Linked DNA regions of Mus musculus: region 1 is linked to region 2. Evidence: chromatin loops called from intact Hi-C (ENCODE). Cell type or tissue: heart. All regions are shown on one strand.

Region 1 (8,000 bases), 62 kb before region 2:
GGTATAGCTGTCTCTCTCAAAGAGGAGGCAGCAGTCAGATCTGTGTCCTGTGTCTTCTGCCTGGTTCCTGCTTCCCTGGGGTGCTGGCTGTCTCCCAGCTCATTTGGAGGAAGAACCGTGACCTTGACGACATAGGGTGTGACTGCCAGGGACTGGTCCCTCCCTTTGCTCAAGCAGGCCTGGCAGATAACTGTGAACAAACCTTTCTCATTTTGTCAGACTCCCTTGGAACCTGGGCCTATCAATTCATATCATCTCACCCAGTTTTTCCATCTCAGGATGGGAAAAGTCGTTCTTAGTTTATAAGAGAAGTGTGAAGTTCAGTGCTTGTAAGTCTCCCGTAAGACACTGTAGCGACGTTGTCTCGAATGGTTCTGAGCTGTCAGCGCTAACGGATGTCCTTTCCTTCTGGACCCTGACTTTCAGAACCCACACAGCAGTTAAAATTGCACCACGGTACAGCGCGCCTGTGATCCACGTCCTAGATGCATCCAAGAGTGTGGTGGTGGTGAGTGTGGGAGCCTTCCTTTATTTTAAATGTGCTGTAAAGAGAGAACAAAGCATTAAGAGCTAAGATATCACCCAAGATCCATTTTATTTTGGCCAGTTTTACTAAAGAAATGTGAAAGAGCAGGCTAGAGTTGGTGGTGTGCCGTCGCTGCAGTGTCTGCCCTGCTCGCACATCGAGTGCTTTCTCAGGCTCGCTGACAGGAGTGAGCAGCAGCTGAAGGATGCACCGAGAGGCCTTGTACTTATACATCTGACCAGGCTGACAGATGCCTTTAATCTACAGATATGACATGATCTCTTTGACTATTGCTAGAATTAACTGGAATGTAAAATGACCTTTTGGATATAAGAAATTGATAGGGCCAGCTGACTTAACCAGAAATTAGAACGATATTCAAAATCCAGAGTAATAAATAGTTTCTTAATGAATTTAACAAAATCCTTGCCTAGGTGTCTTTCCCTTGTCCTCTGGTAAATCCTGATTGTCATTCTCATGTGTTTGCTGAATAAGAGGCTACAACAGCTGGGCGACATCCTGCTTCCTTCACCTAGAAACTCAGTGTAAGATAGACAAGAGCTAAGCAGTCCCTTCTGTCCTTAATCACATTTGTAGTTTTCAACAAAAGCCCATGATCTGACAACAGAGACTTTTGAAGGAGAAGAAATCTACTGAAGGAGCTGATAATCTGGGAGACTCTAGGAGCATCATGCAGACTGGATGACAGTGACCACAGTTTCTGAGCTATCTTCTAAAAGGAAAAATTTCAGATCTGTGTATTAATTATATGGAGTATATATGGAATTTTTACAGTAATCACGATTATGCTGAGTTGAGTGTATCTCAGGGTGGTCATGGTAGTGCAGTGTCACAGTGTGTATGGAGCTCAGAGACAACTTGTAGAAACTAGTTCTCTTCTTGTACCGTGGGTCCTAGGGATTAAAGTGAGGTCATGGAGCCGGCATCCTTGTCTGCCGCCCACCTCCCTAGCCTCTGAGCTCTTTGTCTTCCTTTGCTGCCTCGTGGTTGTTGAGCTTCATCTTCCCTTTCAGTGTTCTCAGCTGTTAGATGAAAATCTGAGAGATGACTACTTTGAAGAAATACTGGAAGAGTATGAAGATATTAGACAGGACCACTATGAGTCTCTCAAAGTAAGTGATAAAAGCAGGTCTTGCTCATTTCAGATCACAGTGACTCATGGTTTTTCATAGGCTTTGTTGACTGTTTGAGGAGTCCTTTGAAGAGGTCTATTTCCTAGCTCAGATCTGAGTTCTCTGGTATCTATAGTCCTGAGTGGGTTTTTTGTTGTTGTCGTTTTGCTTTTGGTTGTTCTAATGCATTTTAAGGAGGGTATGGACCTACTTACTTATACCCAGCACTTAGAGGGGCAAGAGGATCATGACTTTGAAGCCAGCCTGGGCTACCCACCAAGACTATGTCTTGAAACACTTGAGAATTTTATTTTTCTGTCTTGAGCCAAACATTCTGAGTCTTGAGTGGGTGTTAGGCTCCATGCCAGACACCAGGCCGATGGGAAAGAGCTTACTGACATCCCAGAGGTGGGAGCTAGATCATCCCAAAATGGTATCCTCAGACTTGTGCTTGAGGGGGAAATGGAGGAAAATAGAGCATTAACCAGACACTCACAAACCTCTCCTCTCCTTACTTGCCCAAGGTTTTCTGCCATTCAGAACAATGTCCCTTCTAGGCTTCAGGAACTCCATAATTGAAGTCATGGTGCTCTGCCTTCCATCTTTGTGTGGGACATTAGGAGAGTTGCTAGGATATAAACGAGAGAATGAATAGCAGCCCCAGGTGCTGCTGATGCCTTCTTCCCACTCTCCTTGCAGTTGCCTACAGCTGACAGTTCTTTGGGTCTGCCTTGGTCTGATCCTCAGGGTCATTATGGTGGGGCAGCTAACTCCAAGACCGACTTGTGTCCTGAAAGAGCTGGTCGAGTCTGCAGGGTCAGACTTAGAACCACAATGTGGAGCTAGTAAACACATGTCACTCTTTACTGTCTCCTCTTCTAGTGGCAGTGTGAAGCCACAGTGGGTGGGAAAGGGTAGGGATTTTCTTTTAAAAGGGTTCTGTTTTGTTTATTTGGTTATTTGTCTCGTTTGCAAAAGCTTCTACATCAGCTTCCGTGGCCATGTTTTCATTGTAGAGATAGAAAAGCTAAGTGATTCTGACTATTTTCTTCAACAGGAGAGAAAATACGTACCCCTAAGTCAAGCCAGAAAACACGGTTTCCACATTGATTGGCTCTCTGAACCTCATCCAGGTCTGTGGCTGCTGCTGGACTCACAGCTAAGTGTGATAACTGACAGTGTCTAGGACGTGTTGCAGTGCTTGGCTACAAAGGAGCCTGCAGTGAGAACTTCTCAGTTGTGTGTCATATGAGCCACTCCACCAATGGAAAAGAAAGTAGATAGGAAGACCTACTGAGTGCCACCACTGTTGTGAGATGGATTCATCATAGTATACTGAGTCCTTGATGACTCTGTACCAAGCATGGCTATTGTGTCCATTTTAACTGAAGAGAAGGGAATTTCAGATAGTAACTGGAATGACTGTCAGGTTTCTAGTATCAGGTTTATCTTCTGTAGCCTGTGCTGTGCTTGAGTGGGACTTCTCAACTGACCTGAGTTGCATGCAGGCCAAAGACTTGGCTTGGAATGTCTGAAATATAAAATGGCCTTGCACTTACAGGTCTTGAGAGACTCTGCAGCAAAGCTGGGTCCCTTTTCACTTTCTTGTTCTGTCTCTGGATGCTTCCCTTTTAATTTCTGTTATGTGGTTTCTTCCTGTTTTATTTCTAGCTACTTTTCTTACCTCACATAGGTGTTCACAAGGGAATAATATGCGTAAGATGTTTTGACAGGCTCAGAGAGACATGAGATACAAATGCAAAACCAAGACAGGGTGAAAGGGGGTTCTGTTAGCAGAATCCGTATTTTCAAGGTAATGTCTGAAATCCGCTTTCAGTGCTCATGACATCTGTGCTCTACACATGCTCTGCAGAGTTGAGATGAAATTGCAAATGTAGGTGTGCTCAGTTCTGATTTCACTCCTGCTGGGTTCAGGGTGGTTTAGTGGAAAGAGTGCCAGACTGGGAGCTGGAGGCCCGAGTGCTTGTCCCTACTTGGCTCCTGGCTCTGATTCACTGTTGTGACCTTGAGTGTCTGTCTTCTGCATTTTTACAAGCTCCGTTGTGTAAAGGGGGATTACTTTAAGGAAATGTTCAAAGGGTAAAATTAGATACTAATGTGAAAACCTTTGAAGACCTAGAAATCACTAGAGCAGAGTCCATGCTGTGGGTCTTTATTTACTGTTTATCTTTACTCTAAACGTTGGTCTAGAGGCGTCAGGGCAAGTTGTCGATCCTAAAAGGGCTGTGGCTCCTGGTAGTGGTGGAGATACTTCTTGGGTTGCCTTTTTTAACCCCCATATGATGCATCACTCGGCTCTATCTACCTTACTGCCTGAAGGATGCGGGTCTCAAGGTATGGCCTTCCCATGTTTTGAGGCTATTCCAGTTATCTTCAGGGAGCTATAGGACATCAAACCCTAAAAAGGACAGCTTTCTCTCTCTAGACCTTGGGAAGAAGAGCCTGAAGCAACAACCCCAGGATTCTGGGCATGAAGCTTGATCAAGAGTAGCCCTGCCCTCAGCAGCTCCACAGCTGCAGGCCACTGTAACAAGAGGCCTCTTTAAGTCTGGAGTGTCAGTGGTCTCTCTTCAGTTTCTCTCCTAAGAAGACTATCCAGACTTTGTTAACAAAGCTGTTCAATGGTGGTTGAAAAGAGGGGCAGTTGTGAATCATGGGAAGATGGCAGAACAGATGGGAGGAGTCACTGCGGTGCAGGAAGGCAGAGATTCTAGTTAAGAGCTCCTCCGCTCTCCCCTTGCTTCCTGAGAGGCCGGTGTTCTTCAGAGCAGCTGCTAACAGTGGAACAGCCAGTCCTCAGATCCCTAGTCACAGGGAGACATGGCCATTCAGAGTTGGCAGTAGCACTGGTACCTTGGCCTCTGGCCCAGTATCCATGTGGCATTTTGTCCTTGGTGTCCTGAAATGGCTGGAGCACAGTCTGCCTATAGAGGCCCCAGAATCATGTATGTTATGGTATGTTTCAGGCTTGGATATAAAGGACAATTTCTGAACACCCCTCTATTTCCATTATACAATCTAAGAAATGATTTATGACTCCTTTTTTTTTTTAAAATCGGGTATTTATTCATAGTGGAGGTCCTGTATTTGTCCCTCCCCTGCAGAGTAGGGAACTCATTTCAGTATATGTCCCTACTCTGTGTGTGTGTGTGTATGTGTGTGTGTGTGTGTGTGTGTGTGTGAGAGAGAGAGAGAGAGAGAGAGAGAGAGAGAGAGAGAGAGAGAGAGAAAGAGAGAGAGAATGACTGTGCAGGCAAGGCTCTTGGTTCATGTTTGTAAACCTGATACGAGTAGTGTATTACACAAGCCCTTCTGCTTCTGCAGTGGTCTTTAACACTCTGACCGTCTGTATACTCAGGGATGAACTCAAGGCTTCCTTTTTTCTTGGCTATGGTGGGGCTAGAAGGGTGGAGGGAAGTTTCCAGCAGTCAGTCAGCTGCATGGGAAAATTCCTTTTCCACAGTAATTGAAAGTTCTGTTCTTGGTAAGACAACTCCTACGGGTGACAGGAGGGAAGCAGGTGTGGGAGTGCGCTGTGGAGTGAGGAGCAGCAGAGGACACCTCAGTGTGTGTTGGTGTGAGTGCTCTCCCAGCTGCTGTGCCAACGCTGACAGCTGTGCCTCTCCTCTAGTGAAGCCCACGTTTATTGGGACCCAGGTCTTTGAGGACTACAACCTGCAAAAGCTGGTGGACTACATTGACTGGAAGCCTTTCTTTGACGTCTGGCAGCTCCGGGGCAAGTACCCGAACCGAGGATTTCCCAAGATATTTAATGACAAAGCAGTAGGTTAGTAAGTCCTGCCTGCCTGGTGTTCACGATGTGTTGTGATTCGGAGTGGTTTGAGGGAAGGCACTAAGTGTTTAGTTTGTACAGGATACAGCTGCTTCCACGTGACTCACCACTCAGCTTTCACACGAGCATTTCAGTGTTTGCTTGCCCTTATCATGTCAGGTAAATGTGCCCTTTTATTAACATTTTCTTCAAATAAATGTACTTACTGACATCAGTTACACACTGGTCTCTGCATGGCAGAGAGGCAAAAAAAAAGAAAAAAAAGGAGCTATCTTGAGGTTTAGTACCTGATTGACTACAGTGGAGCTGACAGTCCTAGGTTTGTTCTGGGCTGATGCTCGACTCTTGCTAAGGGCTCTGCCTGGGATCCCACTCACATAAGAAGAGGGGCTAGAACTCCAACAGGAGATTAGAGTGGGCTTCCTGGAAGTGGTGGGACTTGAAATGTTATTGAAGATTCCATGGGGTTGGTGAGCCTGGGTATAGGGATAGGAACCAGGAAAAAAGGATATTTCAGAGAAGGAAAGTGGGCAGCTTTGGATGCAGGTGTCCACGTGGGGAGTTGCAGACTTCGTTGTACCCAGAACACTCAAGGAAGGAGGGAGACTTGGTGTTATAAAGAAGAGAAATGAATAAATCAGTAAATTGTTCCCCTCGGTTATCGTGGGTAGCTCACCCCCACCCAGGAACCGAGAGACTTGGAATCACAGCATGAAGACGCCACAGCAGAGCAGCACGGGAGGAGGCATCCTGCTGAACCATTAGATTCGATGGAGAGAGCCCGGGAACAAGACACTTGTCAGCTTCGAGAGGGTCCTGGGCGGGTTAAAATGCTTACGGGCAGTCGAAGGCTTAGGCGAGCGGCTTCTTACTGTACTGTCCTTGTGCCCACCACAGGCAACCTGAGAAGGGAGTGTAGGACTGTACTTCACCCAGGCAGGGCAGGGCAGCACACGTTGCCCACTGAGAGCTAATGGGAACTGAAGGAGAGTGTCCCAGAGCTGTAGGACATCAGGAAGGAGGGTGCCTACCATTGCAGATGCTGACACCTTCCAGGTTACAGCACCAACACCATGTAAGAGGATTTGGGCCACACTTCGCTGTTGACCCTGTCTCGTCCAAACATCACTGGGAAGTTAATGGGATTATATGTGGAATATCAGTTCTTGCCTTCTTTTTTGACAAGAGGTGCCATGGATTTAGCCTCAGGATTCTACTAAATGGGAAAATATAAACACATTGAGCTAGAGGAGGCCCACTGTTAGGGCTCATTTCATGGACCCACTATCTACTCTGTACTCTGTTTCAGGCTGTGTCCGTGGCAAACAGTCTTTGTGGGGAAGGAGAAGTGGCAGTGTTTTAATTGTTATTTGCAGATTACTATTGGCATCTTTAAATACATCCTTATATATTTTTAATAGGTGAAGAAGCCAGAAAGGTATACAATGATGCTCAGAATATGCTGAACATACTGATTAGTCAAAAGAAACTGCAGGCCAGGGGTGTGGTTGGATTCTGGCCAGCACAGAGTGTCCAGGATGACATCCACCTGTATGCAGAGGGGGTGGTGCCCCAGGCCGCTGAGCCCATAGCCACCTTCTATGGACTGAGGCAGCAGGTATGCAATGTGTGTGGACAGCGAGGGCATTGCTTTGACTTTCAGGTTTGCAAACTACACTAAATGTCAGTTGGGAATTAAGGAATCGGAGCCTTTCATTTGTCTGTCTCACTTCATCTAAACAGTCCTCCATAGGCCTGAGTCTTAGGCCTCTGTGAGGATGGAGAGAAGACTCCAACATGGGTGTAGGGGTTCACTGTAGTCTGCAGAGAGACAAGGATAGTTCTGTTAGCTTAGCTGTCATACTCATGCTCTTAGCCTTTCAGTCCCCTTAGCTCTTGAAACTAGGAGGCAGGAACCCAACAATTGCTTTTCACCTGAGTCTGCTACTCAAGACTGACATGTGGCTTACTGTCTCAGATATCCACTGAAGAGGGAGTGAGACCCTCCACATAGTGCTGTGTCGGGCAGCTTACGTCTCTGTTTCGCAGAGAATGGAACATGGGCAGAGGGAGCTGGCACCCAGTGAGCTTTGTCTGCAGAGACAAGCACACTTAGTGCACCCTGGCTCTACTTCTCTTTGTAGCTGGTCTCCGCAGTGCACAGCCTCTGGTTTTTGTTTTTGCCTTACCTTGCCAAGCAAGGACTTTAGCTGCTATAGACACAATTGCCTTAGTCAAGAAGTGGAGCTAGAATTTAATAATTTGCAGTGTTACTTTTTTTAGTAATTTAAAATCGGTAGCATTGCCTTTTATCATAATGCAGTTCATAATGGCAGGGTTTTAGTAGTAACATCAGAGGGAATTCTTAAATTTGGGCCCTAATGCTATCATGAGTTATGTGAGAACAGTTAAAGCTTTCCTCTGTGTGCTCAGGTGCAGACACCGCAGGATAGAGCAGGCAGTTCCAGCGCTGAGCTCTGGCTCTTGCTGGGGAATGGGGAGCTTTCCTTTGACTGGTAGTGAAGGC
Region 2 (8,000 bases):
GAACCCGTGCAGGACACTCCTGTGAGGCTACAGCACTCATGAACCCGTGCAGGACACTCCTGTGAGGCTACAGCACTCATGAACCCGTGCAGGACACTCCTGTGAGGCTACAGCACTCATGAACCCGTGCAGGACACTCCTGTGAGGCTACAGCACTCATGAACCCGTGCAGGACACTCCTGTGAGGCTACAGCACTCATGAACCCGTGCAGGACACTCCTGTGAGGCTACAGCACTCATGAACCCGTGCAGGACACTCCTGTGAGGCTACAGCACTCATGAACCCGTGCAGGACACTCCTGTGAGGCTACAGCACTCATGAACCCGTGCAGGACACTCCTGTGAGGCTACAGCACTCATGAACCCGTGCAGGACACTCCTGTGAGGCTACAGCACTCATGAACTCGTGCAGGACACTGCTGTGAGACTACAGCACTCATGAACTCATGCAGGACACTGCTTGCCACAGGCCCTCTGGTCCCCTGTGCCTGTGTAAGAAAGGGTCTCTAGAGTAGATGGGCAGAGATAAGATGTAGTGACAGACAGTCGAACACGGAGAATGGTGTTGGATCTGAATGTATTGTTCTGGTTGAGCTTCAGACTTATATAACAACGAATTTTCAGAGGATACAAATCACAAAAAGACAAGATACACTGAAATTCACCAGTTACAGCAGAAAGGAATTTACAGGGACTAATTAAATGTTTACATTAGGGATAACAAGCCCTGCCTAGGATCAGCCTAATGTCAGGCAAGAAATTCACACTTTAAGGTTAAAAGCATCAGGGGGTTGTTAACTCTTGACAGGCCTTAAGAACTGCTGTGAGACTACAGCACTCATGAACCCGTGCAGGACACTCCTGTGAGACTACAGCACTCATGAACCCGTGCAGGACACTCCTGTGAGAGACTACAGCACTGAATTTTCAATGTTCCCAGTTCCTTGTTTGCTGGGACTACGTTTTATTTATTTCATTGTCTTGATGGGACACCTATGAGACAGCACCCTTAGTGGTTGATGTTTGGTGGGCCATGACAGGTAAAACTGTAAGACTTTGCACATCCTAAAATGGAAACATTTATTTTACCTCACCACCAACTTAGTCATTTGATGAGATATAGTGTTCTGTGCTGGAAATAACACTCCTTTCAAAACTAAGACATTTTGACATTGCTCTGAATTTCTGTGTCATTTTGATTTCTGTCTGCTTCATTACTTGACCCTCGTATTCTGAACTTTCATGACAGTATCCTAGATACTTCCTTGTCTCCCTTGAAGGGAAACTCATGTCCTTGATGGCTAGGAAATTATGTTTTGTGTTGATCATGTCTTCCTCTTTCTCTGTCTGAACTCCTAGATCAATACTTCAATTTTCTTATATCTCTCTCCTAGAATTTCTTTTCTTTATCTTCTCAGAAACCGCTTCAATTTTGCCTTTCAATATGCTGCCAAATTTCTCCCATTTTTATATGAAAGATTTCTTTTCCTGTTCTTCGGATGTACCCTTGAGGAAGTATCCTGTGGTGCCGCAGACCCTCTGGGCCCTTTTGTCTGCGTGGAACGGGTCTCTAGTCGAAGGTGAGCAAAGCGTTGGATGAATTGACAGACAGATGCACACTGGAGAGGTTGTGTAAAATCTGAATGTAATGTCAAATCGAGCATCAGACTTTTTATGCAGAAGACAATAAAGAAGTTGGGTGACACACCCGCACGGTACAAAGAGGCTACTGGATTCTTACATAAAACAGAGGAATGTAAACACAGAAGGTCTAACAGGAACCACCTGGGGTAGAATTCATTGTTAACAACTGGGATCAACAAGAGCTCCACCTAAGATTCACTTAATCTTAGAAGCCAGGGTCAAGGGCTTCGTGCCCCTGCCATAGTTCCTATTTTAGTCTATTGTATAGTCCACCTTTCCCCTAGGCCATTGTAAATACGTGTGTATGGATGTAACTTAGCTATATATAGTTCTAAGTATCTATTTTGGTTTCTCCTTAGGTCTGAAACTTCCTTCTTCCTAGAAGATGGTAAATTCCTGTGTAGGATAGTGACCTAGCTTTTATTCAAAGTGATAGTGTAATGCTAGAGGCAATTCTGAATGTCACTGAATAGGCGACATTCTTACTGAATTCCAAGCCCATGGTCTGCTCAAGGACTTTCTAGGACTGTTGGAACACTGGTGAAGGCTTAGCTACGTCAGAATTCAATCTTAAAAGGCACTTATAATAGGATAATACTAAAAGAGAGCACCTGGATCCATATACCAGACTAACGCGGGAATGGAATATTAATGTATGGGTTAGAGAGGACACCAGACTCCAGGAGGTGAGTTTCCGTGAAACTCTTTGCCTCGTGAGTAGCTTCCAAGCCTCTTGGCCTGTCAAGCTGACTCGACCAGAGTGCTTGGCACTGTGGTTTTATGGAAGCAATATGTTTTTTTTTTCTATGTTGATGTTAGAGAACGTTTAGTCGTCCCCCCCCCCCCCCCATATAGCCTTCGCTTCTTTTGGGGCCCATATTAGGGACTTTTCTACCATGTCTAGTGATTTGGGCCATCTGCTTATACTTCAGACTAGGGTTCTGTGACGGATGTCAGAGGATCTTTGTTGTATAGTGGCTCTTGTGGGTTTGTGACTTCACTTCAGAGGGTGGGGCTGGCAGGTGGTGTGGGGAAGAGAGTGTCAGGGTATGAAACTTTTCATGAAGAGCATGGATTAGGTTCCTAGGAGAAGGAAATTCTCATGTTTCTGGGCCGGGGGGTGGGTGTGGGGATTGGGGGAGCAGGACTTGCTACCAGCATTCTGAGAAACTCCTAGCTTCTATGAAAAATGGAAGCAATCATTTGTTTTCAGTGTGTGTCTTTATTCCCAGGTGGGCCTGTGGTCTTCAGGATTCTCCTTAGATAATGAGCCACTACTCTCTCTGGATTGGGGGATCAGGGATTGAATCTCTTGTAGGCAATTCAGCACCATTTAGTTTAGATTCTGACACACATACACATTCACACGTGGAAGCAGAAACACATGCACATATGCACATACACACAAAACTCAAATATACTCATACAGGACACACACATGCACACACATGTACTCTTATGCTCATACCTGCATACCTTATGCTTTCACACTGATACACATAAATGCTGTCAAACACATAGTCTTTAACATACTTATAGAATATATACATAAATGTACATTCATACACACTAAGAAACATACAATCATATATCACACACTACATTCTTGCATGTACACATACACATGCACATAAAATACACACCCATACACGCATCTACCCACACTCCTATAACATAGACAGTCACACATAGACATGTAGAAACATAAACTCAACATCACATGTGCATGCACACAACAGTCATTCAAAGACACAAAGATGTTGGGGGAGAAACTTCCTATGTAAACTGCTACAAGCACCTGCAGAGGGCCAGATTCTGGAGCGATGTGCTTAATACCCAGGCTCCACACCTGCTGTGTTTAATGCTTAGTAAATAAAATAAATAGCAAACTGACTATACATATGCAAACAAGATAAGAAAAATTGCTGGGATGGAAATAAAAAGAGGGTATAGGGTAGAGAGTTTTGAGACGAGAGAGACAGGATCCAGTTCTACCATGTGAAGTAAATAAAGTAAATAAATAAATAAATAAATAAAGTCTCTTTATTTGTGTTGCATGCACACATGTTTGTGGGTATTCCTCTGTGTGTGTGTGTGTGTGTATATATGTGTGTTTCCAAACACAATACCAAGTGACTTCCTCTATTGCTCTGCACTTTATTGTATTGAGGCAAGATTCAACATGGAGGTCATCAATCCCAGCTAGTCTAGCTAGCTAGCCTGCCTCGGTGATTTCCTGTCTCTACCTCCAGAACACTGAGGTTATCAGTGGTTGCTATCTATGCCTGATTTTTTTCTTTTTCTTCTTTTTTTTAAACATAGATTCTGGAAATCTGAACTATGGTCCTTCATGCTTATCTGACAAGTTATCCATCTACGGAGCTATCTCTACAGACAAGAAAGGTCTCTCTGAGGAGGCTGTATCAGTGTGTGCCTGAGAGGGTGAGAGCAGTCAGGGTCCCTAGTCAGAACAAAGAGAGGGAGTGCTATGATCACCTGCCCTGGTTCTTTCTCCCTACTTTAGTCCATCCAGGTCCCCCAGCCCATGAATGTGACATCAACCACAATCAGGGTGGGCTTTCCAATCTTGGCTAATCCTCTCTGGAAATGCTCTCCCAGACATGCCCAGGAGTGCACTTCACTAATCTAGCTGATGCTAGACTCAGTCAAGGTGACAGTGAAAACTACCCTTCATATCACGTTGGAAAATTTCACCCAGATTCAAGTTACTGAACTCAAGAGTTTTCTCGGGCTGTGGACAAGCCCTTTGGCAGGCCAAGCTTTGGGGCAGTAGCTACTGAACAAACTCAAGACTCCATGAAATCATCTGTGGTTTTTTATGTCCTTCTGGATGGCCTGGCCTGTCATACCAGCTCGATGACTACTGCCTGACCCTTCCTTAAAAGGATCGGCAGAAGTTGTCAGAGGCGGCACTCTACCTCGCTTAGGGAGGGCCAGCTGCTCTGTGTCCCCTCTCAGTCCTGTGTGCTGACAGGGTTATGCTCACAAGTTCTGACAAAGCTGATGAGAAGACACCAGCTTCTTGTCACTGCGTAGGCAGCACCTACCCAGAATGGCCTCTTATCTCCTCTCTGGCTGTCAGTCTTTTACACACCAGTATCCTTGTTTACTCTATGACCCGAGGGTGACTGACGATATTCCCAGTCAGAATGTGTGTGTCTCCACACACATTCTGAGATGAGGATGGCACACTGTGCTTTGCCTAACAACAGCGGTGATTTTTCAGTACCAGAAATATCATGTTTATGCAAACAAACAACAGCAAGAAAATCTCAAAACATGCTTACAACTCTGGGAAAGAAGAAGAAAACACAAAGTATCAAACAAGAAGCATTCCTGTAGTCACTTTTTGTTATGCATATGGTGTGTGTGTGTGTGTGTGCAGATATATTTGTCTGTGTGTATACAGGTAGGGGTCCAAGGATAATTTCAGAAATCATCCTTAAGCATTCTTTTACCCTATTCAATGAGTCAGGGCTTTCAATCAAACCCAGAGCTCAAGGATATGCTCTGGGATCTTTCCAAGGGAAGGCTCCAAGCTTTAGTCTTCACACTTAGGCTTAACCACGATGTCATCCTCATAGCCATCCACTTCTTTTTTGTTTTTTAATTGGTGTGACGGAGGGTGGGGGAGGTCAGGGTCTCTCACTGAGTATAAAGTTTGCTATTCCAGCTAGCCAAGCTGGTCACTGGGCTCTTAGGATTGCCTTATCTCTGTCCTGCCCTAGATATCTTGTGGTTCTGTTTCTTGGCAGTTCCCAAGTCAGGCACAATTAGGTCTTTGCCTTTTATTGGCAGGATCTGAGAACTGTATTGATTTGATTTGGTTCAAGAATAAAGGAAATCCAGCAGTCATGTTCTCCTAATTAATTTTTCATTTTCCGTGACCACCACTGCCCCTGTAGACAAGCAAAACCCAGTAGTGGTTTCTCTGATGCTTTCTAGATGTTTGCAGACTCCTTTTGCCTCCTGACCCTCCAGCATAGCCAGTGCCCAGGGAGCAGACAGAGCCCTCTTCTCCTGGATGGTAGATCTGAGAGTAACTGGGGCAGGAGGACAGAGACAAAGTCAGAGAGACACACAGAGAAGGTTGAGTAGTTAAATCTCACAGTCGTCCTTCCAGAGATGGAGAAGGCATGATCTTCATTGCCTAGTAGGGAAACACAGGAGCCCAGGGTATCCCAACAGGGGCTTCTCAGTGACAAATGCAACCAGTACAGTGTTAGCAGTAAGTTTCCTTCAGTGTAGTAGAGCTGCTTTGCAGCATGGGGTCATGAAGATAATGATGTGCGTCACGATTTGTCACTGCTAAGCCTCTTGTCCTTATCAGCAAAGTCCTGTGGGTCTTGTTCTGCAGGGCTCTGGTATGTGGCAGGGCACAGCCTCTCTGGATATCACTAGATTAAGCACACACCTCACTGCCATGGAGTTGCTGATCTCTATTCTTTATTGACTTGTGAGTGCTTTCAAAGGAGGGAGTCTGTCATCCCATATCTAGTTCCTAGGGTCCTATTCAAATGAACCCCCAAACCAGATTCCCAATGGATAAGAAATTAAGAAAAATAGCTGTAATCCCAACTTTTATCTTCCACGGAGGTCTCAGACTTGGGCATTCTCAGTGTCCAGAACTTGGTTCTGTATGTATGCAGGACACAGGAGATGCATGGAGGGGGGAGGGGAAAAGGAGTATCGTGGTTTGGATCTAAAATGTCCCCATAGGCTTATGCTTTAAATGATTGTTCCCTGGATGATGGCACTATTTGCTGGGGCATGGGACCTTTAGGAGTTAGGGCCTACCTGGTGAAATGGAATAGGGGTGGGCTTTTAAAGGTAATACTCAGCCCTGAGTTCTGGCCCCGTTCTCTGTTTCCTAGTCTCCTACCACATGAGCAAACTTTGCTACAGACTACTGTTGCTCTGGACCAAGCCTCTCCTCTCTGCCTGCCCTGCTGTCCTACACTGAAACCTCTGGATCTAGAAGCCAATAGTTTTATTTTTTAAGTTGTTCATGCCACGTATTTTGGCCATTGTGATGGACCAAATACCAGTATAAGGTTTTCCCTCATGATGGGTCTTACTGGTATGAATGACCCTCGGTGTCACTTCCTGGCTTCCCATTGTAGCTGACAAAGTCCACACTGAATCAAGAAATGGGCCTTAGAAATCAGCTGGTGCTGTTGTCCTGTTGTCTCCAACAGGGAGGTCCAGAAACTCAGGATGCTAATAATGTAAAGAATAGTGTCTTGCTGCTGGGTAAAGAGAAAGCACGTGTGAGCTCCTGGGAGGACGGGGAAAGGGACAAGGGAAGGTATGTGATGATTGTCCCGTCAACCTAGCAGCTGCTCGTCTTGCTCCGGCGATAGGATGTGTTCCTTTGGGACCCTCTGACCCCAGACTCACTAGAAACATAAAGAGGAGCCTGGGATCTGCCCAGGGAGCCCAGCAGCTGGCGTTGCTTCTTTGGAGGCCGTATCACAGGATTATTAATAAAGCCCGCTGACAGGTCTTAGCTTCCGCCTTTTATTTATATTCATTTTGTTTACCTCGGTTGGGTGCATCGATATCATGTGCGTGTGTGTTCATGTTTGGCTGCTGTACATGATCATGCAGGCTCACATGCACTTGATGTGCATGTATGTGGAGGTCAGAGTGCCTTTGCGCAGATGCTGTCTACCTTCGCTTTTTTGAGACAGATTCTCTTGCTGGCCTGGATCTCACATATGAAAAACATGCATATACTACAACACACGCACACACACACACACAGAGAGAGAGAGAGAGAGAGAGAGAGAGAGAGAGAGAGCACAAACCAGAACTGTCAGCTATTCTGCCTGCTTCTTGCTTTTTGGCAAAAGAGATAAAGAAACCAAAACACATCCAAACAGTTACCTTCTCTGGGTTGGAGGGGCAGCTTGGGTATCCAGCCAGGGCTGTAGGCATGCTAACACTCTACCACTGAGTTACAGCCTGCCTCAGACAGTTTGCTTCTAACAGGTTTCCTCTTTCTAAGCAAACTATAATCATGGGCTGCTACAAATGACCATTCCCCCATTCTTTGGAAGACTGTCTCTGTTTCTAAACTGCCTTAGCATTCAAGTAAATTCATCTTTGCTACTCAGTGCTGTATGTTTTCAATACTGTGAGCCGTTTGGAAGATGAGTGTCGAGGATGTTGGAAGTATAGAAAGGGAGAAAGCACAAACACTTCCTTTCACAGTGTTCAATGATTCCCAGTCCCCATAGCAATTTAATCATTATTATTGATCAGGGCGTAAAATGTGTAGAGTTTCTGGATGTATTTGAGAAATGTGCCAGGTACGTATTACTGATATCCTT

What was found. Hi-C counts contacts between places; a loop is a spot of excess contacts. Peaks named below come from ENCODE experiments on the same cell type or tissue, not always from the same donor. Only the 100,000 strongest peaks of a DNase experiment are listed, where the experiment ranks them.
Region 1: a loop joins it to region 2, with 11 times the contacts of the local background. A loop is called at or near these places in 4 of 42 quality-filtered maps.

The regions. Positions count from the first base shown.
Region 1 is chr13:12,192,705-12,200,704 of GRCm38, reverse strand. Mtr (5-methyltetrahydrofolate-homocysteine methyltransferase) reads left to right here. Exons shown (of 33, transcript NM_001081128.3): 25 at 427-508; 26 at 1,561-1,659; 27 at 2,717-2,792; 28 at 5,312-5,467; 29 at 6,895-7,091. Among named protein-coding and RNA genes, the nearest start is that of Gm10336, 10 kb to the right of the region's middle. In heart, no CTCF peak of the experiment used is centred here; DNase peaks (open chromatin) are centred at 114 and 4,484; H3K27ac peaks cover 606 bases.
Region 2 is chr13:12,130,335-12,138,334 of GRCm38, reverse strand. No RefSeq gene overlaps it. Among named protein-coding and RNA genes, the nearest start is that of Ryr2, 27 kb to the right of the region's middle. In heart, no CTCF peak of the experiment used is centred here; DNase peaks (open chromatin) are centred at 4,624 and 5,974; H3K4me3 peaks cover 806 bases; H3K27ac peaks cover 5,251 bases.